2 separate regions of the Homo sapiens genome follow, and region 1 is linked to region 2. Evidence: read pairs that join two places in POLR2A ChIA-PET (ENCODE). Cell type or tissue: PC-9. All regions are shown on one strand. Each heading gives the region's core, and the rest is flanking DNA. Links, peaks and the distances in the headings are about the cores only. Region 1 overlaps SLC22A23 (solute carrier family 22 member 23). Region 2 has its middle 12 kb from the start of LINC02525.

What was found. Peaks named below come from ENCODE experiments on the same cell type or tissue, not always from the same donor. Only the 100,000 strongest peaks of a DNase experiment are listed, where the experiment ranks them.
Region 1: POLR2A ChIA-PET joins it to region 2 with 6 read pairs; 3 of 35 experiments call an interaction of 5 or more read pairs at or near these places.

What each region holds. Positions count from the first base shown.
Region 1 is chr6:3,359,686-3,376,175 of GRCh38, reverse strand. The region is part of intron 3 of SLC22A23 (solute carrier family 22 member 23); the gene reads left to right. Among named protein-coding and RNA genes, the nearest start is that of SLC22A23, 89 kb to the left of the region's middle. RefSeq lists a silencer at 5,327-5,621 and enhancers at 5,327-5,621, 5,157-5,677, 10,911-11,411, 11,412-11,912. In PC-9, for the core only: no CTCF peak of the experiment used is centred there; a DNase peak (open chromatin) is centred at 12,635; H3K4me3 peaks cover 285 bases; H3K27ac peaks cover 1,203 bases.
Region 2 is chr6:3,199,118-3,215,607 of GRCh38, reverse strand. No RefSeq gene overlaps it. Among named protein-coding and RNA genes, the nearest start is that of LINC02525, 12 kb to the right of the region's middle. RefSeq lists enhancers at 6,029-6,118, 6,119-6,413, 5,361-6,560. In PC-9, for the core only: no CTCF peak of the experiment used is centred there; DNase peaks (open chromatin) are centred at 6,277 and 9,507; H3K4me3 peaks cover 293 bases; H3K27ac peaks cover 4,001 bases.

The sequences.
Region 1 (16,490 bases), core at 4,798-12,797, 160 kb before region 2:
CTGCACAATAAACCTTTTATTCTGAAGCCAGCATTGGTATTTACTGATATGCTCTTACTGGCACAATTGTTTAATAAAATCTGCACGATCTTTATTGCCTGAAAAGCAATGTGTTTTTCCAAAGAAATGTATATGGCCATAAAATATTCAAAAATGAAATATGGAAGAGGCTTCCTAATGCCTTCTAGAAATAGAATTGAAATACACATGGCACCAAATGAATTTATTTCTACTATTAAAATTCCTAATTTACCAACTACTTAAAAGGCAACTTCAAGTAAGCAGAATAGGCGTGTGTTTTCCTCTGAGGGGAATATTTTAATAAGAATAGAGACAGTTGATAGATAGATATTTGTACCTGGATCTTTTCATTCTGCTCCATTAAACCAGAAATTGGTCTTTGCCAGTAGTGACCAAGTATATGTGTCCAAAGCAAGATGATTAACTGGAAGGGGGCCAATTGCAGAAGTGCTTATCCTGTCATATTTAATACCCACCTTATATATTCAACACAGATATACACATTAGAGGCTTTAAATCCCCTCTGTGGTGAGAGAGACTATACACAAAGCTGTAAATTACATCTGCTGAAAATAGGTTGAGCAGTTTCTCCCCAGAACTCATATCCCTGCCCACAGTGATGGCCTCAGCACTAGCCCACTGGCCCACATTGATTCTGGCAATAAAGCTCACTGTAGTGCACCACTACCATAGTCAGCGAATGGTTTAGTTGGACGCATAACTGTGCTGAATATATTGAAAAGCAATTAGCTTCCTGAGGGTCAGTAGCTGACATTCCATTTCAAAACACTGAATGTTGTCAGATATAATCATGAGAATTCATCAGACTCTACAGAGTTTATAAGCAATAATTTGACAGGAGGTGGTTTGCTTTGAATCTGGGAGTACTGAAAATGTTAAATGATGAATAGAGGTGGATAAACCAACTATCAACTGGTTCATTTTTTTCATAGGCTTGTTTGTCATTTTTTTCTGCTGATTTTTTTCTTCCTGTAGCTTGTTGTCATTTGAAGTCTCACTTCTTATCGCTATTGAGATGACTGTTTTCCTTTGTGCATAATTTTGTGTGAAATAAAGAATGTTTGGATTTTCTTCCAAGACATCCTTACTCCCATCATCAGCACCGTTGTTCATTCAGTTTTCTGCGTTTACTCTTCAAAGACCCCTGCCACTGTTAATGAGCTACCAGAGTCCATCAGTTTCCTCTTTAGAAATGGTTCTTAAAAACCACAGCCACCACCCAAATTCTAACCTGAGTCTATTAGAATCCTAAAAGGATAAAGTGGGAAAGAATGTCAGAGATGGTTCTCTGAGGTCTTACTTGGACAGATCTAGCACTGAAACTGCCTCCAGTTTTGGGTTTGGCCTGTCCCCAGGGCTGGCTGTGCTGGGTGACATTGTGCTGAGATTCCAGCAGCAACTTGTCAGCTCCTTGCTCTGCTTCAGGGCTTCGGCCCAGCTAAGCCATCCCTCTCTTCTGCCCCCAGATTCATCTTCCCAAATCCTCACTTTCATTATGGTCACTTTCTTTCTCACTGGCTACCAATTACTTTCACACTTTTTTTACTTAAGGGTCATCATAGTTTCAGCCCGCCCAGTTTCTCCAAAGCACACCCTTTATTCCAGCCAACCTTCCTTTGGCTCCTCAACTTGTCGCCCTCATTGCTGGCTCCAGCACTTTGCTCATGTTGTTACTGTCAGGTAGATTGCTAGTTTTCCTTTCTGACTCTCCAGGATTTACCTTCAGGATCCATCCTCCATGTGTTTCCTTCTGCCTGTCATCACAGGCCTCCCAGTCCCCAGTGGTTATTCTCATCCACCCAGCTGGCGTCCGACCGCTCACCATGTGCATGGTGCCAGGGAGGGAACCCAAAGATATACCAGGCTTGAGCCTGGACATATAGCTGAGAGCCCAGCATAGGCATTCTGACTTGCACACAAATCATTCTGCTGCTGGAGAGGATGTCATAAATGATATTTAACAAAAGAAAAAGATGTAGGTAAAGTTGGGCCTGTGTTTATGCTAGTGCAGACCTCTCTCTATGTCCAGAGAGAGGTAGTATGATATAATGGTTAAGTAGTGAGGTTTTGAAATCAGAGGATGTGTTGCTGATAACTAGCCTTGTGACCTTGGGCAGATACTTAACCTTTTTGTGCTCAGCTTCCTCATCTGTAAAGATGGAGATAACAAAAGTACCTGCCTCCCAAGGTTGCCGTGAGGATTGCTGGAGTTAACGTCAAAGTGCTTAGGACAGTGCCTGGCACGTAGTGGGCACCAGATGAGTGTCCACTGTTCACTGTTACTGCCATCATCATCATCTCCATTGCTGCCTCCTTTACTGGACCGTAAGTTTCTGAAGGGCAGCGATCACAGTGTCACTGTCCCCTGAGTGTGTAATTGGTGCCTGGTCAACACTGAATGGAACAATAGGTGACCTGCTGTTGCTGCTGCTTCCTCCTCTTCTTCCTCCTCCTCCTCTTCCTTTTCTTCTTCCTTTCTTCTTCTTCTTTCTTTTTTTTCTTCTTCTTCTCTTTTTCTTCCCAGCTTCTTCTTTTGATTTAGGGTGGGTATAGTCAGAGCCCTCCACCTCTCCCCCAGGCCTTCCTATGCCTCACAAAGCACTGCTCCAGAAGAACAGTATTCTAAAATGAATTGGCTGAGGATGGCTGTGTCAGGGGTCCCCAAGACCACCCCCAGGTTGGCTGAATAACTGGGAACCACAGCACTCAGCATATAGTTGTACATGTGGCTATGATTTATTACAGCAAAAGGACACAGAGCAAAATCAGCAAAGGGGAAAAGCAGATGGGGCAAAGTCCAGAGGAAACCAGACACAAGCTTCTAAGAGTCTTCTCCCAGCGGAGTCACACAGGATGTGCTGACTTCCCCCACATGGGATTGTGACAACACATGTCCAGGGTTGTCTACCAGGGAATCGCACTAGAGACTTAGTGCCCGGGGGGTTTTGTGGGACTGGTCACACAGGCACAGGCTGCCTGGTGCATGCCAACATCCCAGACTCCCAGAAGGAAAGCACTTGCTTGGCACAATCCACATTGTTTGTGAGACATCTTAGGGAAGATCAGTTAGGGGACAGTGTTAACCCTTCGGAATCCAACTTCCCAGATGCCAGCCAAGAACCAGCCTCGCAGGCAGGCCTTCCTAAGCAGAGCAGCCTCAGAACTCATGGGTTAATTCTTTCCTGCATGATAACATAGGCTGAAGGCACGGACTGGGCAAGCTTTTGGCTAATTGGAGTTTTACGGAAGAATCCTGACTCTCACTTAGTGTATTTTAAGTATTTCATAAATGTTTGGCGATGAAATATAATGAAGAGAAAGAGATTTGAGATCGACATTGTGAAATAAAAACAAGTCAGAATTTGGAAGAGAATGTTGGCCTAGATTGTCCTAGGACTTGCGCACCCTGAGGCTCCATATCTAACGCCCCGGCTGTGCTCCAGCTCCCTGGGATGCTCATGGTCTCACCTGCTGCTCCCAGCTGAGCTGGGAGGCTGCAGTCCATGCTGAGGGCCCTGTGCATGAGACATGGGGGGAAGCCACGGTTTCCTCAGGCCACGCCACCAGTACACGACAGAGCTCCAGGCTGGTGTCTGGCCCCTGAACTCCACAGCCCACATGTGTTCCTTCCACACAAGACAGTAAAGCTCAAGTGTAAGAAAGATCTCCCTGGACTTCTCCTCATGCCCTGCTCTGTCCACCTTACGTGCTGTCAGCAGCCACGCCCATCCCCCCTTCCCAGCACAGCCAGCAGGAGGAGCCTGCAGGCTTAGACCTTCGTGCATCTTGCCACTTTTATTCCACATTTTCAAATCCCTGTTACCTGTTACTGCATTCATACCCTACTTTGAAACACTAGATGGACAAGATTTACTGGCCCGATGGTGTTTACCCTGCTTCAGACTTCCTTGCCCTTCCCTTGCATATTCAGAGTCCCAAGTGGTCCAGCCTCATCACAGGAGTCTGTGCCCTCGAGGCAGAGCTCAGATCCTGGACTAGGTTGCCCAGGTTCATGGCCTCAGCACGGATGCTTCTAGCTGTTTAAGCATGGGCTAGGAACTGTTCCTCAGTTTCCTCATCTGTAAATTAGGGATGATGAGAGTACATACCTCCTGGGATGGTCGTGGGATTAAAGAAGATACCATATTGTATTGATTCTAAGATGCATCCTCCAAAACACACATACTCTTGAGCATTTGTGAATCAGGATCTTACAATCGATGCTGTGTCAGAGGTTAACTCGCAGCTTTTTCTTTCTTGGTGGTACATTCAATAATGGTGCATCTTAAAATCGATGGCATCTTAGGTTAGATAATATACTGTAAAAAGTAGGTAGCACTTAACACAGTGCCTGGCAGGAAATAAATGTTCAGGAGGGTTAGTTGTTACTGCTTTATCAATGTGGTTATCATCATCAAGGAAGGAGATTAGCTAACATTCATTTGGTGTTTTCTGTGTTTCAGTATCTAATTCTTAGAACCCACAAGACAAAGATTTTTATCCCCATTTTACAAATGAGAAAACTGAGGTTCAGGAAGTTCAGGCAATTCCCCTCCACCCATAGAGCTGGTAAGGGGCAGGCCTGAGGGTCCATCCAGGAGTCTAAGCCCCCGCCTACTGGCCAAAGCCAGCTGCCTGTTTTCATAGCCGCCTGCAAGCTATGAATGGTTTTTACATTTTTAAACAGTTGAGAAAAAAAATCAAAAGCTCAATGTTTTGTGACACATGAAAATTTAGGAAATTTCCATTTCAATGTCCACAAATAAAGTTTTATTAGATCACAGCCCTGGCAACCCTTCACTTATATTTTCTATGGTGACTTTTGTTCTCTAGCAGCAGATGCCATGTGGCCTGCAGCACCTAAAATATTTGCCATTTGGCTTTCTTTCTGGAAAAGTTTGCAGATTTCTAGCCTAGCCCTTGGCACTCTGACTTGTGCCCATTTGAGGAAAGCAACGTCTTATTTATCTTATCTTCCACACTTGGTAGGCACTCAATAATTATTTGCTAAAATGACTTTCCATAATCACTCTAAGTCTGAAAAGTAAATCTCAAGTCATGAAAGTTACCATGGCACCAGATAAACATCAAAATAACATCCTCGTCAGCTCGAGGAGAGGAAAGTGAGGTGCAGAGGCTCTCCAAGACTCTTTTTCAAGTAAGTTCATTTTCGTGTTGTGGTATCTCTTGGAGATTAAGTAAAATAAAGTGATTCTAAAGAACAAGGCCACGTTGCTGGGAGCAGCTGAGTGGTAAATAAATCTCAGGTAGGAGCTGTTTTCAGGAAATTGAACACTTAATAGTCCCTGCTGCAGGTCTGCAGAGAAGTGAGTCGTGATGTCCTGGCTTTGAAAGTCCTATTGGTTTTAAGAGATCAATCAAGTTATTGAAGCCAAACCACAATTGACGTTTTCTCTGCATTAAATGTTTGCAAGGGAAGCAGGTGTAGGCACACTGAAGGTCATCGTGAGGACTTGCTCAACTTGGAGTTTGAGCTGGCCTTGGGCACACAGACCTGAGTCAGGTGAGAGGCACTGAGGGGAGCCAGGAGCTCCCACCACTGCATGCTGAAGGGGCTGGGCATGAGCTGCCCCGCAGGCCACCTGGCCACCGCCTCAAGGGCTGTGTGTGTATCTGTGGTTGCAAGGTTGCAGCACACCTGGAGGCTTCGTCTCCAGTGCGAGTGAGCCTTGCTTTCGACACCTGTGCAGAGAAAGCTTCGTACAAAGTGAGAGCCAGGCATGGGCCACCTGCCGTTGGAAGGCACATGCACCCCCACTGCCCCGGTGAGCCTCGCAATTCCTCAAAGACCCACAGTCAAGGCTCTCTGAAGCTTGTTTTAAGCATTTTAGTTGTACTGTTAAATAATTTCCCTTTCAGTCATTTCCCACAGAAGCATAATTCTTAAAAGGGTTTTTGCCTTCCTACGTATGGCTAACCTCTTTTTGTTTTTTGAAAGAAAATCCAAGGAAAAAATAAATTTAGGGAAAAAAAATTCCCAACCAGGAATTTTTTAATGGAAATGTATATTCCAAAAAGTGAAATTCAGCAAAGTCTATTGTAGCCGATTTTCTTATAGTCATCCTGATAAAATTGGATCTATTTTCTTATAATTTGCCGCTTCCTCCAAAAAGAGAAGGGTGATGCTCAACAAATCTTAATTGTGGTTACAGCATACTGAGTTTTTGTTTATTATTTTTTCTCTTGAATGTGGAGATATACCTAAATGTAAGGGAAATTTTCACAAGAAAAAATAGTCGTGCTTGAGATTCATTGAAAACCATTTCTAAAACTGAAGCCATGTTTACATGTGCGTGTGCACACACATTCTAAGCATGAAGCATTTCAACAGTTTTTGGGTTAAAATGCTTGTATGGACTAGTCCAGGGTCCCTATAAATAAGAACCTAAACATTTGTTTATTCCATTACTTTTTTTTTTTTTGAGATGGAGTCTCACTCTGTCACCCAGGCTGGCATGCAGTGGCACAATCTTGGCTCACTGCAACCTCCACCTCCCAGATTGAAGCCATTCTCCTGCCTCAGCCTCCTAAGTAGCTGGGATTACAGGTGCACGCCACCACGCCCGGCTAATTTTTGTATTTTTAGTAGAGATGGGGTTTCACCATGTTGGCCAGGCTGGTCTCGAACTCTTCAGTTCAGGTGATCCACCCGCCTTGGCCTCCCGAAGTGCTGGGATTACAGGTGTGAGCCACCGTGCCCGGCCTATTCCATTACTTCTAATCAGTTATCCATGGACTTTTAGAAAACATTTGTGGATGTGGATACTACTACCTTGAAGGGTTGGAGAAAAATTATAAGGAGGTGATGGTGACCTTTAGAGTGACCTTTAGAATGCTCAGGCTGTAGTCCTTTTTGTGCCACCATTTTTTTTAACCCTTTAGATTTAACTGGGCGAGCAGGGGACAAGAATTCACATGGTTTTTACCAGTTCCCTTCTGCCCAGGAATGTCACCACATCTTTAGACGAAATGCTAGAAGAAGACTAGAGGAATTATCAGCTGGGCTAAATTATTCATGAGAATATTAAGAAGGGAAAAAGTATTTTCATAAAAAAAAAAAAAGTAAACCTCACACAATAGTGACAGTCAGAATTAGGTTAAAAATAGAGCCATCTCTGGGAAAGACCATTGAATTTTAATTAGCTCATCACTCTGAGCAATTCTGGTGTGTCAGCGGGTTCTTCCTTGCCATATAGTCATTTTTATAGGTTTAAGTAAAAATAGGAACTGGTGCACAGCCTAAACAAGCTGCATAACGAACCCACCTTCCTGGCAACTCACATCTTGGAAAGAGGACGCCGCTGCCTGGCCTGATTGGACTTCCTCTCCTGTTTGGCATCTCTACTAATCTTGGCTGTCTTTCCTCACTCATACTGTTCTTGCCCACCCCCATCCCTTTCACAGCTAATGATTCCCCATTCTATTGGATTTGTGTGTGTGTGTGCATAACTTATTGCATTGGAGGATTTGTTTTAATTTCCCTGAAATCTTACAAATTAAATTGCCCATCCTTAACTTTTTCAGTTTTTCATCACTCTGACCCACTTTATGTTGAAATGTGGCCAATTTGACAGAAGCGAAAGCCCCTTCTAAGGCAGTACTTCTGAATCTTATGAATATTTTTGGGTCAGAGACCCCCTTCCAGAATTTGATGGCAGCTACGGGTCCTTCCCCTGGAAAAGCGCATATCTCTTACACACACATGCACACATGCATAGAGTTTCACATAAAGTTACAGAGGCCTCCCGTATCCCTGAACACATTCATGGATCCCAGGTTGAAAATTACATGGCCAAGGAGCAGCTCGGGTTGAGCATGGGGTGCAAGGGCCTCGCGGGGAAGCCTGGCCTACATCCTTGCCAGCACTGGGACCATGTGGAAGAGCAGGGTGTGAGGGGCTGGAGAGGGGAACGTATCCCCAAGATGCAGATGCCATCAAGCCCTTTGTCATGTAGGACCAAGGATTCAAATAAACCTTCTGTTTCCAGAAAGCAGCATTTGTCCAAAAGGGTGGGAAGTGAGTGGTTGTGACTTCCCAGCCCAAGGCCACCCTCCTTTGCTCTCTGCCTTCAGTCACCTTGACCTTGCTCAAGTCCAGTGATGGGTGCTGGGTCTCTCGGTCCGCTGGTGAAGACGCAGAGAGATGGACATTTCTGAATGAGGCTGAGACAGCAGAGAGGACTCAGTGTTCAGGAAAATGAGACTTGACCCAGTGAGAAAAGCACAGAGTCCAGTGTCGGGGTTTTTCCCTGTACTAAGCAGAAGGAAATGTTATTACTGATTTGAGTCCCAGTTGGGGTCACTGGGTGCATTGATGGAGGCTGGTTCCTCTTTTATTTCATGTGACTAGTCTTTAAGTGCTAACAAATAGTTAGGAGTTCTTCCACATAGAAGCCACTGGAAAACCTCACCTAGAATTCACTGTAAGCCCTTCTACCACCACTATGAGCTGTGTGACTTTGGGCAACCTAACTTACGTCCCTCAGGCTCCTCATCTGTGATGGGAACATGAGTGTTTTCCTCTCCGGACTGTAAAGTCATAGAGTAGCTGCCTGGCCCCTGCTATGCACTCTCTGAGACCCAGATGCATCTCAGTCACGACCAGGCTGCCAAGGAATGAGATACAGGTACTGCAGAAGCCTGTTCCTAAGGCAATGGGAGAACAACCCTGTAGGTGCCGTCACAGCCAGCTTGCTAACGCCCAAGATGATGGCATATTGGAATAGACATTTCCCATTACACAGTTAATCACAAGCAAAAAGACAGAGATGTTTTCAATGATGGCCAAAGAATAGGCTTTGAATACCCAACTAACTGAACCAGACTGACCCTTTATCCTGCCTCAAAAATTTGATTTCTGGACTGTTTTGGAAATGTACTTTGACCTTCTCTGGGCCATGAGACTGATGCTCTTGCCACTAATGCAGTTATAACCTCAGGGAAGCAGAAAGCTCCAGGGAAAAGAGCATTTCGCATTTCCTTTAAAATACACACACACTTCCCTCTAAAGGTTTGCTAGCAGATGTTTAGTGGAGACAGAAGGCATCTCGTCAGGAGTTGGTGGGGTGCTTGCAATGATTGATTGCCATGTTTGCATATAAGTAAGTTCTTGTTCATCTGCTCACTGCCTAAGACCTGGTGTTAATCCCCCCTGTCCTTCCTTCTGGAGGAAAATGATTTCTGCCAGGGGAGTTGAGTAACACTGACAAATATCAACTAAGTTTTCATTTTGAGTGGAGGATGGGGTAGGAGACAGAGGTCACTTGCTTGAACTAGGTCTTACCCACCATTGCTAGGATCCTGCCTGTCCAAGGTTCATGGTGGCTTCTGCTGGGGATGAGGTCGGGAGGTGAATTATTAAGCTCTGTGCTTTAAGTCGCTCTCTGAGGCTGATATTTTGGACTGATGTTTAGCTTATGAGAGTGGTCTGTGAAGTTTTGTGAACTTCAGCAATTACATAGATCGCATAGAAGTATTGTCCACATGAGATAGCTTGAATAGCAATAACTCAGGAAAAGTTAGTTTGCATATACTACTGGTAGTAATAATACTAATAAAGGAAGAAGTGATTTGTTGAGTCAGGAACTGTGCTAGGGACTGAGCTTGTATTAACCCATCTCCCCACAACACAGCGAGTTAAATAATTAACACCATTTAACAGAGGAGAATACCATGGCTCACAAGGTGGACCAAGACTACACAGCCCTAACGTAGTGACATCATACCTCATACCCTTCTCTTTCTTTCTTTCTTTCTTTTTTTTTTTTTTTTTTTTTTTTTGAGACAGAGTCTTGCTCTGTCACCCAGGCTGGAGTGCAGTGGTGTGATCTCGGCTCACTGCAACTTCCACCTCCCGGGTTCAAGCAATTCTCCTGCCTCAGCCTTCCTAGTAGCTGGGACTACAGGTGCATGCCACCATGCCCAGCTAAATTTTTTTTGTATTTTTAGTAGAGACAGGGTTTCACCATGTTAGCCAGGGTGGTCTCGATCTCCTGACCTTGTAATCCACCTGCCTTGGCCTCCCAAAGTGCTGGGATTACAGGCGTGAGCCACCGCGCCCAGCCATACCCTTCTCTTTCTGATGCTGACACCCATGGACCTTCCACTGTGTCTTCTGCTGGTGCATGATGACATGCACACTCCGATGCAGCATCATCACTGTGGCAAATTAAAGGAGCCAGAGAGAAATTAAGTGAAGAACAGACAAGAAACTAACAAGTCTTTGGTTAGCAAAGTATGTCGGCCAGAAGATAAAGTTTTCTGCTTTCCTTTTTCCTTCTGCTGCTGCTGTTTCCAGTAGACTTAAGGTTAAGGATGCATGCATTAAGGGCATGATGACTGTTTTTTAAATGTTTTAAAATTTTTAGGAGAAAAGACTGAACATATGGTTCAGCCCTTGTCTATAGGAACAACAGAAAAAAATATTTTTTAGTAGGATTCTCCTGGAAAATCCAAGAGGATCATTTCCAGAGTTATAGGTCTAATTTGCTTTCTTTAGTGTTAGCTCTTTGCCAGAAACACTATGAAATAGAGACTGTGCTACGCAAGGGCATCAGGTCCGCCCACTGCTCCATCTCCAGCACCTAAATGGTAGCACTCACTCACTCAGGCTCAGCCAGACCAAGTGCCTGCCTGAACCGCATCTACAAGCCAGTATTTTAGGAAATTCTGTTCTGTGTCAAAGCAGCTTCACTGTAGTCTACTCCTGTGTTTCCCCAAATTAAACAAAGAACAGAGGTCATGTCCGTCTGGAGCTAGGGCGGTTTATTTTGTTTGTTTGTTTGTTTTTTCGAGACAGGATCTCGCTCTGTCACCCAGGCTGGAGTGCAGTGGCGTGATCTTGGCTCACTGCAACCTCCACCTCCCGGGTTCAAGTGATTCTCCTGTCTCAGCCTCCCTGGTAGCTGGGACTACAGGTGCGTGCCACCATGCCCAGCTAAATTTTTTTGTATTTTTAGTAGAGACGGGGTTTCACCATGTTGACCAGATTGATCTCCAACTCCTGACCTCAGGTAATCTGCCTGCCTTGGCCTCCCAAAGTGTTGGGATTACAGGCGTGAGCCACTGCGCCCAGCCATAGGGCAGTTTATTGGTTAATAAACTATACAGCAGACACCTGTGCCTCATTCCCTCGGCCCTTTAATGTCCCCTTGGCTCCCTGGGGCTCAGATCATTCCAGGGACCTCTGCACTTTTTTGCCGTCCCCCTACCCCCTCTCCACCACACCGCCAGAGTGAGCTTTCCAAACCCAAACCTATGCCTCACTCTTCAGCTTCATGTCCACTCAGCTGCTCTGACTGTCCCCAGGCCAGATTCCAAGTCTTAACCTGCACGTCCCGGATGGTGGACAACAGTAGCTCATCTCCTGCCACTCTCCATGCTGCGCTTCTCCTGTCAGGTGCCTCCTGCTCCTGTGTGGCTGCCTCAGCTGGGAGCGAACTGCTCCCTCCAGCTGTGCCCTGCACGCGTGAGACCTCTCGCTGACCCTGGAAACACAGCAATAGGATCACTTCCCAATGCCCTCCCTCACCTCTGTGTTGAATTTAGATGCCTCCTGTGTGACCTCATCACATGGTGTGAGCAGGGCATCTGGGCCAGGTGTGACCTCATCACATGGTGTGACCTCACTTTTTTTTAAAGAAGGGAATGAATTTTTTTTTAAGGAGGGAACAAATATAAAAAATCTTTGTCCTAGAGTCAGAAAACCAAGGTTCAGGTCCTACAGTTGAGACCTTCTTAGCTCTGTAACTTTGAGTAATTTACTGTAGAGAGCTGATGTTGGTTCCTTGAAGTGTAACATGGGAATTGTGCCTATTACATCTTACCTAGTTGCCGTGAAAATCGAATGCACTCACCTGCATGGAGAGGTTTTAGAAGCCATGAAACCCCGTACAAGTGTTTGGTGGCACCATAAGGACAGTTAGTGTTCATTTCCAAGCAATACAATATTGCATATTTGTGTGCAGATAATGAGCTTTCTATTACCTTTGACTCATCCCAAAGAGGTTCGTGAAAGTGCCCCAGGAGAGAGGGAAGGCAAAAGCTCTATTGGGTGAGATGCACAAATGTCAGACCATGCCAGAGCCTTCTGTTGTGTGGGCCCATGGGCCAGGTCAGATAAAGTCAGTACCGTTTGGGGCCCACCCAACTACACCCGAATGTCCTTCATGCCTTTGCCATGCCCAGAGGAAACTCATGCCTGTGAGGGTCAGCCAGTCCCTGGCTCTGCCCCATGTCCTGTCTCCTTTTGGAATGTAGAGCTAGTGCCCAAGAGAGGACCAGGATGGGGGCAGGGGCACTGGAGTAACCATGTAGTAGATGGCTGAGCAGAGGCCAAGGAGGCAGCTCCCACCACCACCCCAGAAAAATACCCCTTTTTCTCTCCAGAACGTGGCAGCGGTTGAAGCCAGGAAGGACCAGGCTGGAACGCTGTGCTTTTCCCTTTTTGGGGTGGCATTGTCCTCTGGAGAATTGCAAGCAGGCACCTTAGTGCTGAAGGTGCCACATCCTAGTTTGGGCGTGACTGCCAGGTGCCCACACTGGGCCCAGGGCCAGCCGCAGGCAGCAGCCTGTCACATCAAGGTGAGCAGCAGGCCATGGGCGGGGACAAAACCATGACTCATATTCCTGCTCATTCTTTTCCATCCCCTCCCCTTCTCCCTCACAGCCTCTCCTCAGCCTGTGTCCTGGGGTGTCACAGTCCCCCGAGGAGGAAGCCTGGGCCCTGTCTTAGGTCCTGTTCTGGCGGTGGCCTGGCCCCTGGGACAGAGCCCTACAGACAATTGCTGACCATTCAATCCTGCTGTGACACATGTGCTGTGCTGCCGGAGCTCACCCATTGCTGCTGCGCCTGGTGAGGATGGGCCAGCCAGGGCTGCAGGAAAAGAAAACTGACTTTGGTAGAGGGGAGACCCAACTGCTTTTGTATTTTGTGTTAATTTAAAATGGCAAAGATATAAGTCACAAAAAACATGCCCCTGCCTGAGTGTGCTATGCCTCATGTCCCAGCTGAGCGGAGAGCCCATTTCTGATGCTCATCAGAAGTTGCAGGCAGTGGGCTGCGGGATGTCCCACCGAGTGCTGAGCAGGTCAAGTGGGAATGCAGATCAAAACTCTCTTCCTTGGGCTCTGAGCAGTCCAGAGTTTAAAGGTTGTTAATTGGCCAAGCCTATTTAATATTTCATTCACGCGCACATGGAAACAAAGAGGTGGTCATGGCAAAAGCTGGCACAGGACATTCCCCTGTCCCACCACCCCATTCCCCTTGCCCTCAAAATCTTTATTCGATGGTCCTTAATGTCTGCATTTCATTCATGCTTCCTCTCCTGGGTCCTGGAGGTCTACCTGCTTCTGGGACCTGCAGCCTTTCTCCATGGAGAGAGCTGGGCTCTGGTTCTCCCATCCTCACTCTGTGTAGTGGAGAGACGGAGAGGCCAGATTTGTAGATGGCATCTTGGGGGTTCTGCCTGGCCCCAGAGTTCCATTCCTTTGTTACCTTGCTAAGGAGATGGGATGGGGGGCTTTGCTGTGCTCATTAATCTCAATCCCATGGAGCCCAGGGCCATGAAGAGATCTCAGAAAGGTCATGGCCTTTGCCTGGTTAACAACTGTTTGGTTCAGGAAACAGTATCCTTGGTGGGTGTTTCAATCCCTGATGAAAATGCATGCTAATTTTTATTTTTTATTTTTTATTTTATTTTTTTTTTTTGTGAGACGGAATCTCGCTCTGTCGCCCAGCCTGGAGTGCAGTGGTGTGATCTCGGCTCACTGCAACTTCTGCCTCCCGGATTCAAGCGATTCTCCAGCCTCAGCTCCCGAGTAGCTGGGACTACAGGCGCATGCTACCACGCCCAGCTAATTTTTTGTATTTTAGTAGAGACGGGGTTTCACCATGTTGCCCAGGCTGGTCTCGAACTCCTGAGCTCAGGCAATCCACCCACCTCGGCCTCTCAAAGTCCTAGGATTACAGGCGTGAGCCACCACACCTGGCCGCTAATTTTTTTAAAGTTTGCTTAAAAAAAAAATTTATTTTTCCCTAGAGGACCTCACAGAGCCTTTAATTTGCTGACAAGCACATGAATCTGAAGGGAAGGTGTATAGAATGATCTGATAGGTTTCCTCCATGTTTCTACAGTCCTTGTGTGCACTCTGGCATGACCATCAGCATGTGGCAGTGTGGTGTTGGATTTGGAGTATTTTCCATGCCTGATTGTAAATCCCTCGGGGTAGGGACCATGTCTTCATCTCCCTAGGTCGTAGCGTGAGAACCGGCACGTGTTTCCCGCTTGACAGGTGTCCCAGCCGTGGAGGCCTTTGCGATCTGTTGAGATGGCCTCATGTTTCTTCTTGCCCCCACAATGTGATTCAGCAAAAAGACAACTGGGTAACAGACGCATGGAGCAGTATTTCTTGGATCCCATGGGGCTTGCTGTGTTGAGACTGGGCTTTCGAGTCTGAATTCAACTGAGAGTGAGGTGTTGCTGATGCAGAGAGACTCATGGGCCCAGCCCCTTGTCCTCTGTAAAGCTGGGAACAGAAGCTAAGTCTGGAGAGTCGAACCCCAGAGTTTTAGAGATAGAACTGATAGGCAGGTCGCCGTTCTCCTGGGACCCCAGTCTTTGTGGCCTTTCCCAGCAGCTGAACTTTGGACCCCTCTCTCTGTGACATCCTGCTCCTAACCTGGCCACATGATGCTGCTTGAGAATCCAGCCACAGCCTGAGCCAGGACAGCTCTCAAGAGAGGAGGACAGGCTGTGGGATGAACGGTCATGGCCACAGATGGAAGGGACCCAATTCCTTAAAAAAAAAAAAAAAAAGAATGATGTAGGAGTCTTTAAGCTTCTCTAAAGGGCAGGGCTTGGGGGTCCCTGTGTCCCTCTTATTGAAGCACGTTTCCCTCTCTTTTTTTTCAGTAGAAAGACAGTTGAGGGGGTGTGTTCTGTGTGACACTGCTGCAGGCTCCTTTGGGGGAGAAACCCTGATCTAAGTCACAGCTGGTTGGGGTCTTAAGTCCTTAAGCAGTTTAACTTGGGGTCAGGCATAAAATGGGGGGGGTGGGTAGAAATAGAAAATATACAAACAACAGGAATATAAAATGTGGGACACCTTCTGTGGCCTGGACATCCCTGCTGCCTCGAGCTCCCCGCAGCTGCTGATGTTCGCTAGCGCCTCTCGTCACCCCAGTACCACGCTCTGACCTTCTGTTCCTGCTGCACCTGTTCCCCACCCCAGCATCTTTGCCCGAGGGAAGGCTTCGTCCAATCCCGTTCCCGCCCTGGATGACCACGCCAGCTGTGGGCCTGCCTGGCCGAACGCAGGTCTCCATCAGAGGGGCCCGTCTGCATGGGGGTGCCTGCACACCTGTCGTGTCGACATCACTGAGGACCCCTTGGGGGCTCAGGCCAGCTTGAGGGCCTCTTTGTCTCCTAAATAACTGGGACAGTATCTGGGGCTTAGATGAGCAGTCAGCATAGCAATAAGTGACCGGAAATACAGAGATGTGTGGACTAAGACTGTTGAGGTTGACTCGGATGTGTGCAAAGGCCCCAAAGTGACCTCCCTCCACGGTTGAGCCGTTGCCTGAAACCCGACTATGAGAATGCAGTTCTGTATTTTAAGGCAGATGAGACAAATGCCCCCAAGAATGGCAATGCAGTGAGCTCTGTGACTCACCTCACCTCCTGGTGATTGAGCCTTTCTGATCCTCCTGAGTTTAAGGATCCTTGGGTGGATGGGTGGGCGGGGCACAGCTGAGGTCAGAGCTCTCAAAGGCCAATACTACGGACTTGCCTTTTTTGTTGTTGTTTTATTTGGAGGGGGGTGTTTGTTTTATCATGGTAAAATAAACATAGCATAAAAATTACCATTTTAACTACTTTTAATTGTACCATTCAGTGGCATTAAGTAATTCACATTTTTACACAGCCATCACCACCCTTCATCTCTAGAGGTCTTTTCATCTTCCCAAACAAACTCTGTCCCCAATAAACACTCCCCATTCCCATCCCTTAGTCCCGAGCAGCCACCCTTCTACTTTCTGTTTCTATGAATTTGCCTACCTAAGAACCTATTTAAGTGGATCATGCAATATTTGTCCTTTTGTGACTGGCTTACTTCACTTAGCATAATGTCTTCAGGATTCCCTCAGAACAAGGACCTCTAAGGACAAAAATAAGTGAAAATAAGAAAAAAAGAAAAAATGCTTCCTTTATACTATAGCATATGTTGGATATGGCCTCCCTTTTTAAGGCTGAGTTATATTTCATCCTCTGGATGGATCACATTTTCTTATCCATTCATCTGTTGATGGACACCTGCGTTGCTCCCACCTTTTGGCTGTTGTGAATATGCTGCCGTGAACATAGGTGTGCAAATATCATTTCAGGTCCTTGCTTTCACTTTTGGGGGGTTATACCCAAAAGTGGCAT
Region 2 (16,490 bases), core at 5,643-13,642:
TAGAGGTCTTCATCCTCATACATAATGAATGAATATATTTTCTCTTCCTATTAATTTCTTATAACATTTTTTTCTCTAGCTTGCCTTATTGTAAGAATATAGTATATAATACATATAATACGCACAATATGTGTTAATCAACTGTTTATGTTACCAGAACAGCTTCTGGTCAACAGTAAGCTATGAGTATAGTATTACTGGGAGGTAGACTGTTAAGTTTTTGAGGATTCAAAAGTTATATATAGATTTTCAACTAGGGGTAGGGCAAGTGCCCCAACCCCCACGTTATTCAAGGGTCAACTGTATTTTGAAAATATACATTGTTATTGCTTTTGCTCTAAACGAGGGGTGTCCAATCTTTTGGCTTCCCTGGACCATATTGGAAGAAGAGTTGTCTTGGGCCACACATAAAATACACTAACACTAAAGATAGAGGGTGAGCTAAAAAAAAATTGCAAAAAAACCCTCAAAATGTTTTAAGAAAGTTTATGAATTTGTGTTGGACCACATTCAAAGCCATCCATGAGTCATGGATTGGACAAGCTTGCTTTAAACAGTTATCATTTTAAAGATTAAAAACTAAGAAAAACACGTTCATCCACACATTTAAATTCCAGGTCTCCTCATTTGTTTGGGAGGATCCACATTTCCTTCCCCCTACAGAACCGAACTTCCTTTAACATCTCTTGATGTGCAAGTCAGCTGGCAATAAGTCTCTCAGCTTTTGTTGGGCTTTAAAGGCCTTTATTTTTGGGCAGATAGCTTGAGCTCAGGAGTTCAAGACAGCCTAGGCAACACGGCGAAACTCTGTCTCTACTAAAAATACAAAAATTATCTGGGCAGCCGGGCATGGTGGCTCAACACCTGTAATCCCAGCACTTTGGGAGGCCGAGGTGGGTGGATCACTTGAGGTCAGGAGTTTGAGACCAGCCTGGCCAACATGGTGAAACCCCATCTCTACTAAAAATACAGAAATTAGCCGGGCGTGGTGGTGGACACCCATAATCCCAGCTACTCAGGAGGCTGAGGTGGGAGAATCGCTTGAGCCTGAGAGGTGGAGGTTGCAGTGAGCCGAGATCGTGCCACTGAACTCCAGCCTGGGTGACAGAGTGAGACCCTGTCTCAAAAAAAAAAAAAATTATCTGGCCGTGGTGATGGTTCCTATAATCCCAGCTACTCAGGTGGCTGAGGCAGGAGAATCACTTGAACCCGGGAGGCAGAGGCTGCGGTGAGTCGAGATTGTGCCATTGCGCTCTAGCCTAGGTGACAGAGTAAAACCCTGTCTCAAAAAAAAAAAAAAAAAAAGCCTTTATTTTGCCTCATTTTTGAAAGATATTTTCACTGGATATAGATTTTTAGGTTGGCAACTTGTTCTCTGTCAGATATTCATAAAATAACATTGTCTCCTGACTTGTGCTGTATGAGATGAGCAGTCACTAGTCATTATTAATTTTGTTTGCCTTTATGTAATATTTTATTTTTCTGTCTGGCTGCTTTGAATGTTATCTTGTTCTCACTATTTTCCGGCAGTCTTAATATGATGTACATTGGTGTAATTTCCTCTGCATTTATTCTACTTGGGGATCACGGAGCTTCTTGAATCTCTGAGTTTTCAAGTTTATAAAATTTTCTACCATAAATTTTAAAAATATTTTTGTGGGTTCCCAACTTATTCTGAGATTTCAATTACATGTATTATGTATGTATTTTTTATTGTGTCTCACAGTTTGCTGTCAATCTGTTCATTTTTTGGTCAGTCTTTTTCCTCTCTGTGCTTCAAAGGTTCTCCTTCAAGTTCACAGACCTTTTCTGCAATGTCTAATCTGCTGTTAATCTTATATGGGTATTTTACATCCAGACATATTTTTAATCTTTAGAAGTTCTATTTAGGTCTTGAAAATGTTCCATTTCTTGCCTCTTCATGTTTTCCTCTGCCTTCTTGAATGTATGGAGCACCTTTATACCAGCTCCTTTATAGTCCTGATTTCATCATCTGTGTCATCTCTAGGTATATTTCTATTGAATTTTTTTTTCCTGGTTATGGGCCATATTTTCCAGTTGTTTTGCAACTTTCATTTGGATACCAGATGTTGTGAATTTTATGTTGGTGAGTGCTGGGTTGTGTTGTAGTCCTTTAAGCATTGTTGGATATTGTTCTGGCACTCAATTACATTACGTGGAATCAGTTGGGTCCTTTTGAAATTTGCTTTTAAGCTTTGCTAGAACAGGTCCAAAGTAGATTTTGTTCTAGGCATAATTTACGCCATTTATTTATTTTATTTATTTATTTATTTATTTAGAGATGGAGTCTTATTCTGTTGCCCAGGCTGGAGTACAGCGGCACGATATCGGCTCACTACAACCTCTGCCTCCCAGGTTCAAGTGATTCTCCTGCCTCAGTCTCCTGAGTAGCTGGGATTACAGGCATGCGCCACCTTGCCCTGCTAATTTTTGTATTTTTAGTAGAGACAGGGTTTCACCATGTTGGTCAGGCTGGTCTCGAACTCTTGACCTCGTGATCCACCCACCTCGGCCTCCCAAAGTGCTGGGATTACGGGCGTGAGCCACCGCACCTGGCCATTTACGCCCCTTATTAAGGAAATGCCCCATACATGATGAGGTGTTTCCATTCTGGCCTGTGTGAGCAGTGGGAATTGTTTGGTCTACTGCTTTCCAGCTGCTCTTCCCCTATTCTCACAGTTTCTTATCTTGCCTCTGCATATCAGTTGTCAGCTGAAGACCCAAGAGGACCTCTCTGCTGACCTCCAAGCTCTCTCTGTGAAGTTTCTTCCACTTCTGTATTCTGCTCTGTGTTTCTAGCTAACTCGAGTTCTCAGAATTCTAACTTGGACTTTGAATTCTGATTTCTGTATTTTCAACTCAATGAGACCACCAAACTCTGTCTGGGTTTCTCCCTCCCTGCACTGCAGCATGGAAAATACCTCCAGATAGTAAACTGGGGAAATTATATGGCTACCTCATTTGTTTCCCTTTTCTCTGGAGTCACTGTCATTCATTGCCTGATGTCCAATGTCTGCTGTCTTCCACCTATCCCGAAATTGGGTCATTTCTAAAGTCTCCTGAGTCTCATAGTTCCTACTGTCATGTTTCTATCTCATCATCCTTTTGCTTCAACAAATATCTGCTGAGTACCTACTATGTGCCTGACACAGTGCTAAGGATACGAATGTGGATAAACACGCTCCAGCCTCCAGGGGTTCCAAGCCAGCGGGGGAGAGAGACAGAAGCTCAGGTAAGCACAGGCAGCCTGCGCACGCACTGTGCACAGAAAACTCACTCATGTTGGCTGGAAATCAGGGTCACTTTCATACAGGAAGCAACATGGACATCCCCTAAACTAGCAAGTCTAATGGAATTCACATATTAATAAGAATCCGGGTTCTTGTAGGTGGATGGACTCAAACCATGGTTCTTGAAACAGCCAAGATGTGTTATTACTGAAAATGCAGCTGGATAATGAGGGCTGTCTCCTTCATGGAGCTCATGCTTCTCTCTGTCATCATTAGCCTGGCCTCCTTTCTTGTTTGTTTGTTTTCCTCTTCCCCTAGCAATGTTGACAGGTCTCTCTCTGGGAGGAAGACAGTATGGCTGTTGCCTGGTGTTGATCCCTAGCTCTTCCTCCCACAGGAGACACCAGATTAGAGCTTTCCATTCCTCTGCTGAAAGAGGAGGCTGCCAGGAGCCTTTCTGCATTCTTGACCTGTGACGTCCAGCCCCAGTCTTTGGCCATCCCATCCCCTGGGCAGGCTCGCAGGCTGGCACACAGACTGGCATCTCACACAATCATGCCCCTTTGTTTGGATTTTCTCATAAAAAGCCAAGCGGTTGATGTGTGTGCTGGCAGGAAAGAGGGCAGGCTGCCATCCGCCTGGCTTCACCCACAGCCGTCTCTGGGGGCAGACCCCCTTTAGAGGCCACCAGTGCTTCTGTCCTGCTTCTAGTCATCAGAACAGTTTTTGTTTTTTAAGTGTTGAACCCTGTATTCAATTATTCCAGGGTTCAGCTGGAAATTTTAAAAAGCCATAGAAGATGCAGTTATCTTTGGAACTTGCAGTCTTTCCTCAGTCCCTGCTGCTACAGCTTCCTCCAGGACCACAGGCTCCAAAGTGACCCCGAGACCAGGAGGTGGGAGAAAGAGGGGTGTGACCTAAAGAAGGCCTTCCCCTAGGGCAGTCCCACTAATGACCACGCAGAGGAGGATCCTGTTAAGGAGAAGCACAGCCTGAGGGTGGTGACTGAGGGAGCAGGAGGAGGAGGATGGAGAGTCCAGGAGAGAAGGGATGAGCAGGTTCCCAGCAGCCTCTCAGCCCTGCCCTCTGAGTGCCCTCTCATCACTACGCCAGCTTCCTTGGCTCATGCCTAGGCCCTGAGGAAACTCACTGCAGGGTCAGCCCTACTTCTGGCCTCTAGGGGTTCACTGACACCTCCATTCTTCATCCAAGTAAGGATGTAAGACAGTCCCATAAGATGAGGTTAGAGGCCGGGCCCAGTGGCTCACACTGAAATCCCAGCACTTTGGGAGGCTGAGGCGGGCAGATCACTTGAGGTCAGAAGTTCAAGACCAGTCTGGCCAACATGGCAAAACCCCATCTCTACCAAAAAATACAAAAATTAGCCGGGCCTGGTGGAGCACGCCTGTAGTTCCAACTACTCGGGAGGCTGAGGCACGAGAATCACTTGAACCTGGGAGAGGGAGGTTGCAGTGAGCTGAGATTGCATAGTACTACTGCACTTCAGCCTGGGTGAAAAAGTGAGACCCTGTTTAAAAAAAAAATTAATAAATTTAAAGAAGTAAGGTTAGAACAGCCCTGGAAGAATTGAGAGATTCTAAATCCTGGAAGCAAAGGACTTCCAAGCCACAGGATTCTTATCCTAGCTCAGCCTCCTACAGACTGGCACAGCTGGTCCTGTCACAGGCTTCCCCTCCTGCTTCCTCTTCCCTTCCTCAGCACTGTCTGGGTTGGGTGCAAGCAGGGGGTCTCAGTCGTGAGACCACAGCGGACCTGGGGTGAAGGCGCTTCTGGGCATGGGCCTCCTCCTTTCTCTCATTCCTGGACATAGCCCAAGGATGGACCTCGGCCTTCGGGTCCTGTATTGCTCCCTCAGTTATCTCTGGGCCACCGGTGATGGAGACACTTCCTCATGTAGACATTCAGCATTGTCTTTGGGGTGTTCCATCACCTTCAGTAGATCCTGGGGGTCTCTGTGGCCCTGGTCTGGGGCTCCTCACTGGCCTCATCCCGCTTCTCCTGATCCTGCTCAGGTTTCCTCGGGCAGAGCTGCTTGCCTGTGACAGTTCCAGCCTTCACTGAACTCCTCTGTCTGCCCCAGCAGCAGGGGCTACAGCCTGAGCCTGATTATGCTGGAGGTTATAGGGACTCAGTGGGCCACATCAGCTCCTGGGAACACATGCACCCCCAGCAGCACAGCCCTAACCTCATTAACTTATCTTAGAACCACTCATAAGTCTCTAGTTCCTCTGAGTGGTTTCTTTAGCTTATAGCTCATGCTCCCAGCAATAAACAAAAAGAGCTCGTTTGCTAAAGGTTCTGTGTGATTCTTGGAGCATCAAGCAGCTCTGCCCCCGGGGCCCAAATGATAAGCAGGCGTCACTCCACTCACATGCCCTGTGACTTGGCAAGCTCCTTAACCTCTCTGGGCTTTAGTTTCTTTATCTGTGAAATAGAAATTTCATCTGTGAAATAGTAACGATCATTATGATTCATAAGGTTAAATCCAAAAGAGTACCTAGAACAGTGCCTGGTGTATAGCAGTTCTTGACATTGTTGGTTATCATCGTTGTCATTGCTGAAGCCATTCAAGGCAGTGCAGAAGAATTCTCACCTCTTAGACAGAGTGCCCCGTAAAGCAAGCACCCTTGGGAGCCGTGGCTGGTGCCCAGGTCAGAGAGCAGGAAAGTGGGAATTCCATGTGGTAACTGAGTGAGGGGGAGTCATGAGTCACACTCTGGGGACTCTCCAAAGTACTAGGTTGAATCATATGAAATTGCTGGGGCTTTTGGAGAAAACCATAGGTTTCTATTAGTGTGGCCCCACTTGCAGTCTCAAGCAGAGGAGACTGGGAAAATACGGATTTCTCAGGTCTCCCACTCTTCCTACTTCTTCCGGGTTCTCCTGATGATTCATCTGCAGGGCGGAGCTTCTGAGTCTACACCCGGCTCCTCTAACCCTCAAGTGCCTACTCATCACCTGGGGATCTAGTTAAATGCAGATTCTGGCTTAGTTGGTCTAGGGCGGGGCCAGAGATTCTACATTTCCACCAAGTTCCCAGCTGATGCCGCTGCTGCCTGATCGTGCTGCGAGGAGCAGAGCTCTAGCATGTCGTCAGCAGGCCTTTGACTCATCCTAGCTCCAGAGATCCCAGAAGTCGCCCTTTCCCTTGCAGCCCCGGTAAATTAAAAACAGAATGAAACAAAGCTGCAGCAGGGCAGCAGCATCTGTGTCAAATTCCCCCACCCCACCTGTCTGGAGAGTTTCATAGGTGACACTTTTCGCTGCAGGCCCATTAAGCCTATTAAAAGGGATCTTTTTCCCTTTCCTTTCTTCACTGACCATTTGTTCAACAGATATTTACTGAGCACCCACCATTGACAGATACTACACTAAGAAGAGAGATTCCAATCTATGCTTTGTACTGCAGCCAGGGTGATTATCAGAATTGAAAACCTGATCCTGTTATTTCACTTCTTAAACTCTCATTTCCCTGAAGTATAAAGTGCAAGTGTCCTAATACAATGCTGAATACCCTCTGAAAGCAGACTTCTACCCTGATTGACAGTCACCCTACCTCTAGCCCTACCCAGTACCTGAAAGCTTCCCCTGCTCCCTGCTGACCAGCCCCCAAGCTTGGGCTCCTGCTCTCTCTCTCTCTCTCTCTCTCTCTCTACCTCACTCTTCCGAGCCTGCCCTTGCCACCTCATCCATCACTCATCCTTTTCAAGATAAAGCTCCCCACCACGCCGTTCAGGGAGTCTTCTCGGAACCGAGGTGGATTTCCTAAGCCCCCTTGGTTCTGACAACTTTACATAGAAATTCTGTCAGTTCCTTTCTCCACAAAACTTTAAGTTTCTCAGACATAGAGAAATGTCTCAGTCATTTCCCCATCAGCCAGTTTTGGCGGAGCTGCATTTCGGTCTAAGCGCTATGCTGCCTGGTAGGAATTCCTTCTTGCCTGCAAGTTTTCCCGTCTCAGAGGTTCATGGCCCCGACCTGCTTCCAGTCATTAGTGTTGGCTCCCAAGCAGCTGGCAAAGGGCTGGGTCACAGATTGCTGAGGGATGGAAAAGGATCCAGGGCAAATGTGCGTCATCCGTGGTATGCAATGTTTTACAGCTCAGCTATGGAGACAGAATCAGTAACAGCCCATCAGGAAAGGGTGAGGAGAATACCAAGGAAGCAAGAGAAGGACAGGAGGAAGGGTCACTGATGTCTCCCGAGAACCACGGTACCCTTAGAAATGCAGTGTGCTGGGGAACCTTAGATACACTCCCACCCTGAAATTCTCTCAACTGTGGATATAATGAGATGAAAAGGGAATCCAAACTCTTTGCAGCTTCTAAAACGAGTCCCATCTTGCTTCGCCTAATGTTTGGAAGGGCTAATCTTCCCTAATTTGGCAGCTGTTGCAACCATTTCACTTTCGTGTCACTGAATTGCTAAAAATCTTTCTTTTCTTTGACACAGAGTCTTGCTCTGTCGCCCAGGCTGGAGTGCAGTGTTGTGATCTCAGCTCACTGCAACCTCCACCTCCCGGGTTCAAGTGATTCTCCTGCCTCAGCCTCCCAAGTAGCTAGTAGCATGTGCCACCACGCCCAGCTAAATTTTGCATTTTTAGTAGAGATGGGATTTCACCACATTGGCCAGGCTGGTCTTGAACTCCTGACCCCAGGTGATCCACCCATCTTGGCCTCCCAAAGTGCTAGGATTACAGGCATGAGCCACTGTGCCCAGCCAAACCTTCTTTCTTTTATGAGAGAAGAGTTTGAGAAAATATTTGACTTTTTTGTTCTTCTCTTGAAATCCCAACCTCTGTTACAAATCACACACATACACACACACACACACACACACGCACCCAAGCACACACACAGCAACACTAAACAAAGACATTTTTCTTTTTTTAATTTTATTTAAGAGTAAGGGTCTCACTCTGTCATCCAGGCTGGAGTGCCGTGGTGCCATCACAGTTCACTGCAGCCTCAATCTCCTGGGCTCAAGTGATCCTCCTCCTGTCTCAGCCTCCCAAGTAGCTGGGACTACAGGTATGCACCACCACACCTAGCTAATTTAAAAAAAAAATTGTAGAGACAGGGTCTCCCTATGTTTCCCAGGCTGGTCTTGAATTCCTGGGCTCAAGCAATCCTCCCACCTTGCCCTCCCAGTGTTGGGATTACAGGTGTGAGCCACCATGCCTGGCTCCTAAGACATTTCTCTAGGTTATAAAATGGAACCAGCAAAATTGTAACATAATGAAGACTTGAAGTCATCGACTTTGAAGTGCAAACATATAAACTTCCATGAAACCATCTCTCCAGGGTCATGATCAAGAAGAAATATGTGCAGTGTGTTCTGGTGTCGAGAGGGGCAGGGAAGGGAGACTATTAAACCTACTTTTGATGTTTTGGTATTGCATTGCTTTTGTAATTCAAATGCCTGAAAGGAAGAATGATCTTTTAATCCCACTGGCAACAGTGGAGAGACGTGTGTCCTTCAGCATCTCCAGGCATATTTGACATCTGCCTCATCCACTGGCCTGTCATCTCTTTGGCTCCTGAGCTCTTTGCCTTGTTCCCCCGACCCTTGGCCCCCATTACAAACACGTTGGCAGTCACTCTATCTGGGTAAAGCCAATGGCACATTAGAAGGCAGTTCTGATTTTGAAGAGGGTGCTAACATGGCATTAGAGTATTTTAGTCCATTCAGGCTGCTATAACAAAATACCCTAGGCTGAGTGACTTATAAACAACAGAAATTCACTTCTTATGGTTCTGGAGGCTGGAAGTCTGAGATCAGGGTGCCAGCATGGTCGGGTCCTGGTGAGGGCGCTCTTCTAGGTTGCAGATGGCCACCTTCTCCTTGTGTCCTCACATGGTAGAAAGACCCGGAAAAGAGAGTTCCCAGGTTTCTGTTTTATAAAGACACTAATCCCATTTATGAGGGTTCCACCCCCATGATCTAATCACCTTCCAAAGACCCTATCTCCTAAGACTATCACTTTGGAGGTTAGGATTTAAACATATGTATTTCGGGGGGATACAACATTCAGTCTATAACATAGAGTGATGGCTTGCAAAGGAAAATCTGGTGATGATGGGAAGGACAGACAAGAAGGGCCAGGAACTGAAATCAGGGAGACTAACTGGTTCAATCAGTTTTCTAGGTCATGTGTGAATCATCGTGGTGGCTGCGCTGGGCTAGCACATTCAGCATATGCTTCATTAACACAACACATTTTCTTAAGACTCCCACGGTGGCCAACTTAAGGAAAAAAGTGAAACCCAATAGTCTGAAGCTCATAGTGTGCATAGCAGACATGACGCAATGTGGAGTGAAAGCTGCCTAAGGAAAGAATTGAACACAATGTTGTAATCCCCATAGGGCCTAAACACTGGCAGTATGGGAAGACTGGCTGGTGCTTCTCTCCTTCCTCTATATGTCACCAAGCAAGAACCTCTGGACTAGCCTCTAAGTTAGGGGACAGGGCAGGAATGGATTTGTGGACTCCCAAATCTGATTAAAATAAGAGCCAGAGGCGGGTCATGGTGGCTCACGCCTGTAATCCCAGCACTTTGGGAGGCCAAGGCAGGTGGATCACCTGAGGTCAGGAGTTCGAGACCACCCTGGCCAACATGGTGAAACCCCTTCCCTACTAAAAACACAAAAATTAGCTGGGCTTGGTAGCAGGTGCCTGTAATCCCAGCTATTTGGAAGGCTGAGGCAGGAGAATTGCTTGAACCCAGGAGGCAGAGGTTGCAGCAAGCCAAAATCCCACCATTGCACTCTAACTGGGCAACAAGAGCAAGGCTCCATCAAAAAAAAAGGCCGGGCACGGTGGCTCATGCCTGTAATCCCAGCACTTTGGGCTACTAAAAATACAAAATTAGCCAGGCATGGTGGCACATGCCTGTAATCCCAGCTACTCAGGAGGCTGAGGCAGGAGAATCACTTGAACCTGGGAGGCGGAGGTTGTGGTGAGCCAAGATCGCAACACTACACTCCAGCCTGGGGAACAAGAGCAACACTCCATCTCAGAAAAGAAAAAAAAAAAAAAAGAAAGAAAGAAAAGAAATAAGAGCCAGAGTCAAGGTCAAGCCATTGTCAGGCAGACCATGGAGAAGACAGTGCAGCCTGTAGTCCAGACGTTATCCAGAGACTCCAGGGCCTAGGAACTACGACTGCATCTTTGGTAATCTCTGGGTCCCTGGAGGGCTTGCCAGCCTCGACTCCAGCCTTGGAAGTTATGTTAGCACCGCCAGCCACGGTGGCAAGTCTGGAGTTGCTGAGGTGTCAGCTAGGCTCTTCAAATTTGATCTAGACCCTATTTGGAGGGTGGGTGTGCCTGAAGATGTATATTTTACTCCCTTTTCTCCTCACGCTCACTTTAAAATCTACCCACATATTTACCATTTCCAGTGATCTTTGCTATTTTGTGTAGATCTGAGTTTTACTCTGGTTTCATTTTTCTTTAGCCTGAAGAAGTTCCTTTAACATTTATTGTAGTAAGATCTGCTGGCGATAAATTAAGTCATGATTATCTTCAAACGTCTATTTCACCTTCCTTTTTGAAGACCATTGTGACTGGATTGAGACTTTTAGGTGGGCTTGATTTCAGCATTTCTAGATGTTGATTCATTGCCCCCTTGTTTGCCGGGTCTGTGGTAAGAATTCAGCAGACATTCATAGCCTGATTTTACCACTAGTTTTCATCAATATGGCTATGAGTATGTTGCCTTGATGTAGTTTGTTGCTGTTGTTTTCTGTCTATCCTGCTAGGCTTTGTTGAGATTTTTGGACCTATGAATTGATATTTATCATCAAAACTGGAAAAAATTTTAGCCACAGTTTTTTCATACATTTTCTGCCTCTCTCTCTTGGGATTCTAATTATATGTATGGTTGAGATTGTCTCATAGAGAACTGAAAGTATGTTCATTTTTAAAAGTCTCTTTCCTCTTTCTGTCTTTCAATTTGATCATTTATATTTTCATGTCTTTAACTTCACTTTTCTCCAGTGTCCAGTACTCTGTTAGGACCATCTAGCAAAATTTTCATTTCAGATATTGTGTTTTCAGCTCTAGAATTTTTTTTTTTTTTTTTTTTTTTTTTTTAAGATGGAGTCTCACTCACTCTGTTGCCCAGGCTGGAGTACAGTAGCATAATCTCGGCTCACTGCAACCTTCACCTCCTGAGTTCAAGTGATTCTTCTGCCTCAGCCTCCTGAGTAGCTGGGATTACAGGCGTGTGCCACCACGCCTGGCTAATTTTTGTATTTTTAGTAGAGATGGGGTTTCCCCATGTTGGCCAGGCTGGTCTTGAACTCCTGACCTCAAGTGATCCACCAGCCTGGGCCTCCCAAAGTGCTATAATTACAGGTGTGAGCCACTGCGCCCGGTCTCAGCTCTAGAATTTTCATCTTTTTTATTTTTAGTTGAGATATAATTAACATACCATAATATTGATTATTTTTATGTCTACCATTTATCTCCTCATTGTGTTCAAGTTTTACTTTGAATTCTTTAGTATATTTATGTTAGCTGTTTAAAAATTTTTGTCTGATAATTACATTTTTCCCCCATCATTTCTGGTTGTTTTTCTACTGACTTGATTTTTCTCCTGATTATGGGTCAGATTTTCCTACTTTTTGGCATGTCTAGCATCTTTGGATTGAATGGTGGACGTTTTGAATGTTTCATTGTTGAACATCTGAATGTTGTTGTCTTCTTTTAACGAGCATTGAACTTGGTTCTTGCAGGCAGTTAATTTACTGCACGCATAGTTTTATCAGTATGATCCTTCTGTGGCTCATTTTTAAGCTCTGCTAGAGTGGATCTACCGTCATCTCTATGCTAGCACTACTTTACTTACATTCTTGAGGGCTGATCTCTCTGTGGTTTCTAATGAATGTCCTGGGTGTTCATTAAGATAGCCCCACGTAACTGCCAGAGCTCAAATGTCTGCAGCATTGTGCAAGCTACAACTACCCAGGAGCTGCTCTTTCCCTCGTAGTTGTTCTTTGCACAGCTTGTAGAATCTCACCTGGACATCACAACCTAGCATTCAGCCAAAATCTTCAAGGGTACTATGCATATTTATGGAGCTATTTATTTGCATATCTCTAAAAACTCAACCCCCTCAGCCTTCAAACACCTGTTTCTGTCTCCTCAGCTCAACAAGACTGCTGTGCTCCACTTGGATTCCTTTTCTCTGTACATGGCTTAGAAAGTTCCTCAGGCAGAATGGTGGAGTGATTGCAGGCTCACCTCATTGTTTCCCTTCTTCAGAGATTACAGTCATTATGTTTCTATTTTCCGAAGACCAAAACCAGTTGTTTCATGTATTTTGTCCAGTTCTCTAGTCATTTATAGTCGATCTGGTTTCTCCTTCTCCTCCTTTTTTGAGACAGGGTCTTGCTCTGTCACCCAGGCTGGAGTGCAGTGGTGCAATCACAGTTCACTGCAGTCTCAACCTCCCAGGCTCAAGCAATTCTCCCACATCAGACTCCCAAGTAGCTGGAACTATAGGCATGCATTAGCATGCCTAATTTTTGTATTTTTTGTAGAGACAGGGTTTCAGTATGTTGCCCAGGCTGAGCTCAACCAATCCATGCACCTCAGCCTCTCAAAGTACCAGGATTACAGGTGTGAGCCGCACCCAGCCTGTATCAGTTACTCCTATACACCCTTCTTAATAAGGCCTTTTTTGGGGTTATTGTAAAAATAAATAGCACACTGGTTCTGGAAAAGGTTTTCCTTGCTTTTGAAAAATCAGTGGGGCCAGGCGCAGTGGCTCACGCCTGTAATCCAACACTTTGGGAGGCTGAGGTGGGTGGATCACCTAGGTCAGGAGTTTAAGACCAGCCTAACCAACATGGTGAAACCCCATCTCTACTAATACAAAAATTAGCAGGCATGGTGGTGCGTGCCTGTAATCCCAGTTACTCGGGAGGCCCAGGCAGGAGAATCGCTTGAACCCAGGAGGCGGAGGTTGCAGTGAGCCGAGATCACACCATTGCACTCCAGCCTGAGCAACAAGAGCAAAACTCCATCTCGAAAAGAACAAAAAAGACCCAGCACTTTGGGAGGCCGAGGCGGGCGGATCACGAGGTCAGGAGATCGAGACCATCCTGGCTAACACGGTGAAACCCCGTCTCTATTAAAAATACAAAAAATTAGCCGGGCGTGGTGGCGGGCGCCCGTAGTCCCAGCTACTCGGGAGGCTGAGGCAGGAGAATGGCGTGAACCTGGGAGGCGGAGCTTGCAGTGAGCAGAGATCGCGCCACTGCACTCCAGCCTGGGCGACAGACCCAGACTCCGTCTCAAAAAAAAAAAAAAAGAAAGAAAGAAAAATCACTTTTTTGGACAAATAGGACAAAAAGAAATAGTGCCTTTTCTGCCTTTGGAAACTTACGATGCCAGGAACTGTTGCTGCAGTTTTTTCTCTCTGTCATTTCTGTGTGTCCATTTGGTACCATGTGGGGTAGGGGGGGTGCTGCTGTCTAAGAGAGCAAGTCCATATGCTGAGAATGGCAGAGTAAACAGATACAAAACAACTGGGTCCGGGGGAGCATCAGTGAGATGGTGTGGTAACCAGCCCTGAAGCTGCATGAAGTCTACACCAGCGATTCTCAAACTGTTTGGTCTCAGGACCCCTTTACACTCTTAAAATTACTGAGGACCCCAAGAAGCTTTTGTTTATATGGGTTATATCTATCAGTATTTATTATGTTATTAATTGAAACCAAGAGAAATTTTAAATATATATTTATTAATCCATTAAAAATAAACCAATTTAATAATAAATATATTTTTGTGAAAAAATTGTATCTTTCTAAAACAAGAAATAACTTAGCGACAAGTGGCATTGTTTGACATTTTTGCAAATCTCATTAATGTCTGGCTTAATACAACACAGCTGGATTCTCATGTCTGCTCTTGTTTATTTTTATTTTTTCCTTTGTCAAGATGGGGACAAGGCTGGTTTCAAACTCCTGGCTTCAAACGCCCACTTCAGCCTTCCAAAGCACTGGAATCACAGATCTGAGCCACAGGGCCCAGCCTCATGTCTGTTCTTGTATTCGATCTGTTTTGGTATGTTGGTTTGGTTGAAGTATATTAAAAAAAAAAAATCTAATTTCACCCAGATATGTCGTAGCAAAATGAGCAGTATTTTTATGTCTTTCCAGGTCATTGTAGATATTCTTTGTTGATACTACACTAAGAATGTAACAAGTGGTAGCTCCTTAAAGGTCATTTGCAATGTGGAGTCTGAAATTATCTCCAAAAATGATTTATACACTATGGCAGAGATCAGCAATTTTTTTTCTGGAAAGGGCCAGATAGTAAATATTTTCCACTTTGTGGGCCATACAGTCTCTATCACAACTGCTGGACTCTGCTGGTGTGGCACAAAAGCAGCCACAGACAATGCATGAACAAATGAGTGTAGCTGTGTGCCAATAAAACTTTATTCACAACACATTTGGTAATAAAGTTTTTTGTAAATAAACACTGACTTCTGCTCTGTTACATTAAAGTTCATCTGCAACTTGCACATGGAATGGATGATTTTGACCATGTAGTGCCTTGAAAGGGTTTCAGGGACTTCCAGGCATCACTAGACCATGTTTTGACAACTACCACCATAATGTTTTTGTTGTATGAGATCACAAGTCCCTTATTATTAAAGTCACTTTCAGTTGGGTTTTCTGTTACTTACAGCCAAACACATCATAGCTGATAAACTAGGAGTACCTTCACAAGCCAGAAATCTGCATACTGGTTTCTATCTTGGATCCTGGGAAATGGTAAACCCAACCACATTGACACCCACCAATTTGATGTGCCAGCGGTAGAGTAGAAATAGCAAGACACATGTTTAGGCTCAAAGGTACCAGGGCAGCCTCATGGAGCCTCACTGGGTTCCAGGACATTGTGGGAGAGATTTGAAGAGTTTTCCCTATTTTCACTTGGAAGAGCACAGAGGTAGCTGAGAGAAGGCCAGGAGAACCAAAGATACCTCATTATCTAGACAATGGGAGAAAGCAGGGTATGTCAGCATGGAATTTATTATGGAAGACTCTAGGGGAATGTGGGCATCTCATCAGGGGCCAGCACGGATTGATGGCAGTGAAGAAGGAATGCAACCTCCCTCCCCTGCCATTACTCTGGCATCACACACACCTTCCCTAACTTCACGTCAACCTCAGATAGACAGAGAAGTTGACTAAGGGTCTCCTGGATTGATAAAGATTAACCAACATTGACTAAGTTGAAGTTGTTGCTGCCAAACAGAAGAAGCCTCTTGAGTTAGAAATTAAGGTCAATTTTAGGAAAGCTTTAAAATTTTTTATACACCTGTATTTATGTACTAAACATTCATATTGTCCAACAATAGATGTCATCAAATTAAAAAATTTTGCCAACTTGATGAAAAATGATATCTTATCCTTTAATTTATATTTCTTAATTATCAGTGAGGATGAGCATCATTTATATTATCGAGGGCATTTATTTTTAAATCCACCATAGTGATTTTGAACCCAGTGTGATTAATTTTTGTAGTTTAGGATATAGTACTATTGAATCTGCAGACCCACCTATGTGTGCAGACACGGTGCTGCCACTTCCACCTGCAAAGTGAGTAGTTTACAGATTGGCAAGCACTGAATAGGCCACCCAGGAGACATATTCCTTAATTCCAGTTGACCTTCTTCCCTTCCTGTATGGTAACACAGTCTATCAGGGAAGTTACACTCCGTTTTCATATGCGCATCGGCCTGCCCAAGCCTCCTGCTCACGTGGTTGGCTGGTTCCTGGAAACAAAGCCAAGGCACTAGGTGCAGTGGCATCCTAGTGTCACTTCCAGCATTTCTCTTCTACTTCCCAAGGTGAGATAAAATCAACACATACTTCTTTGAATCTAGACACCATGTGAACAGAAGCAATAATTCTTAATGTTGTGCTATTTCTTTTATTTATTAAGACAGCCTCAGTTTGCTGGCCAGCAGAGGTAATACCCACTTATAAATTCCTTTCATTAAAAACCAAAATGGACACAGGGTAAAGAAAGCTACATCAAACCCCACCACTCTAACACAACTGTTAGTTTCATTTTTTATATCAACACCTAGTCCTCACTCAACTACATAGATATTTTACATACTTACAATGCTGTATCATTAACTAAGGATCTCCCCCCGAGCATTGAACATCAGTCTGCTATATTTAGTCTAC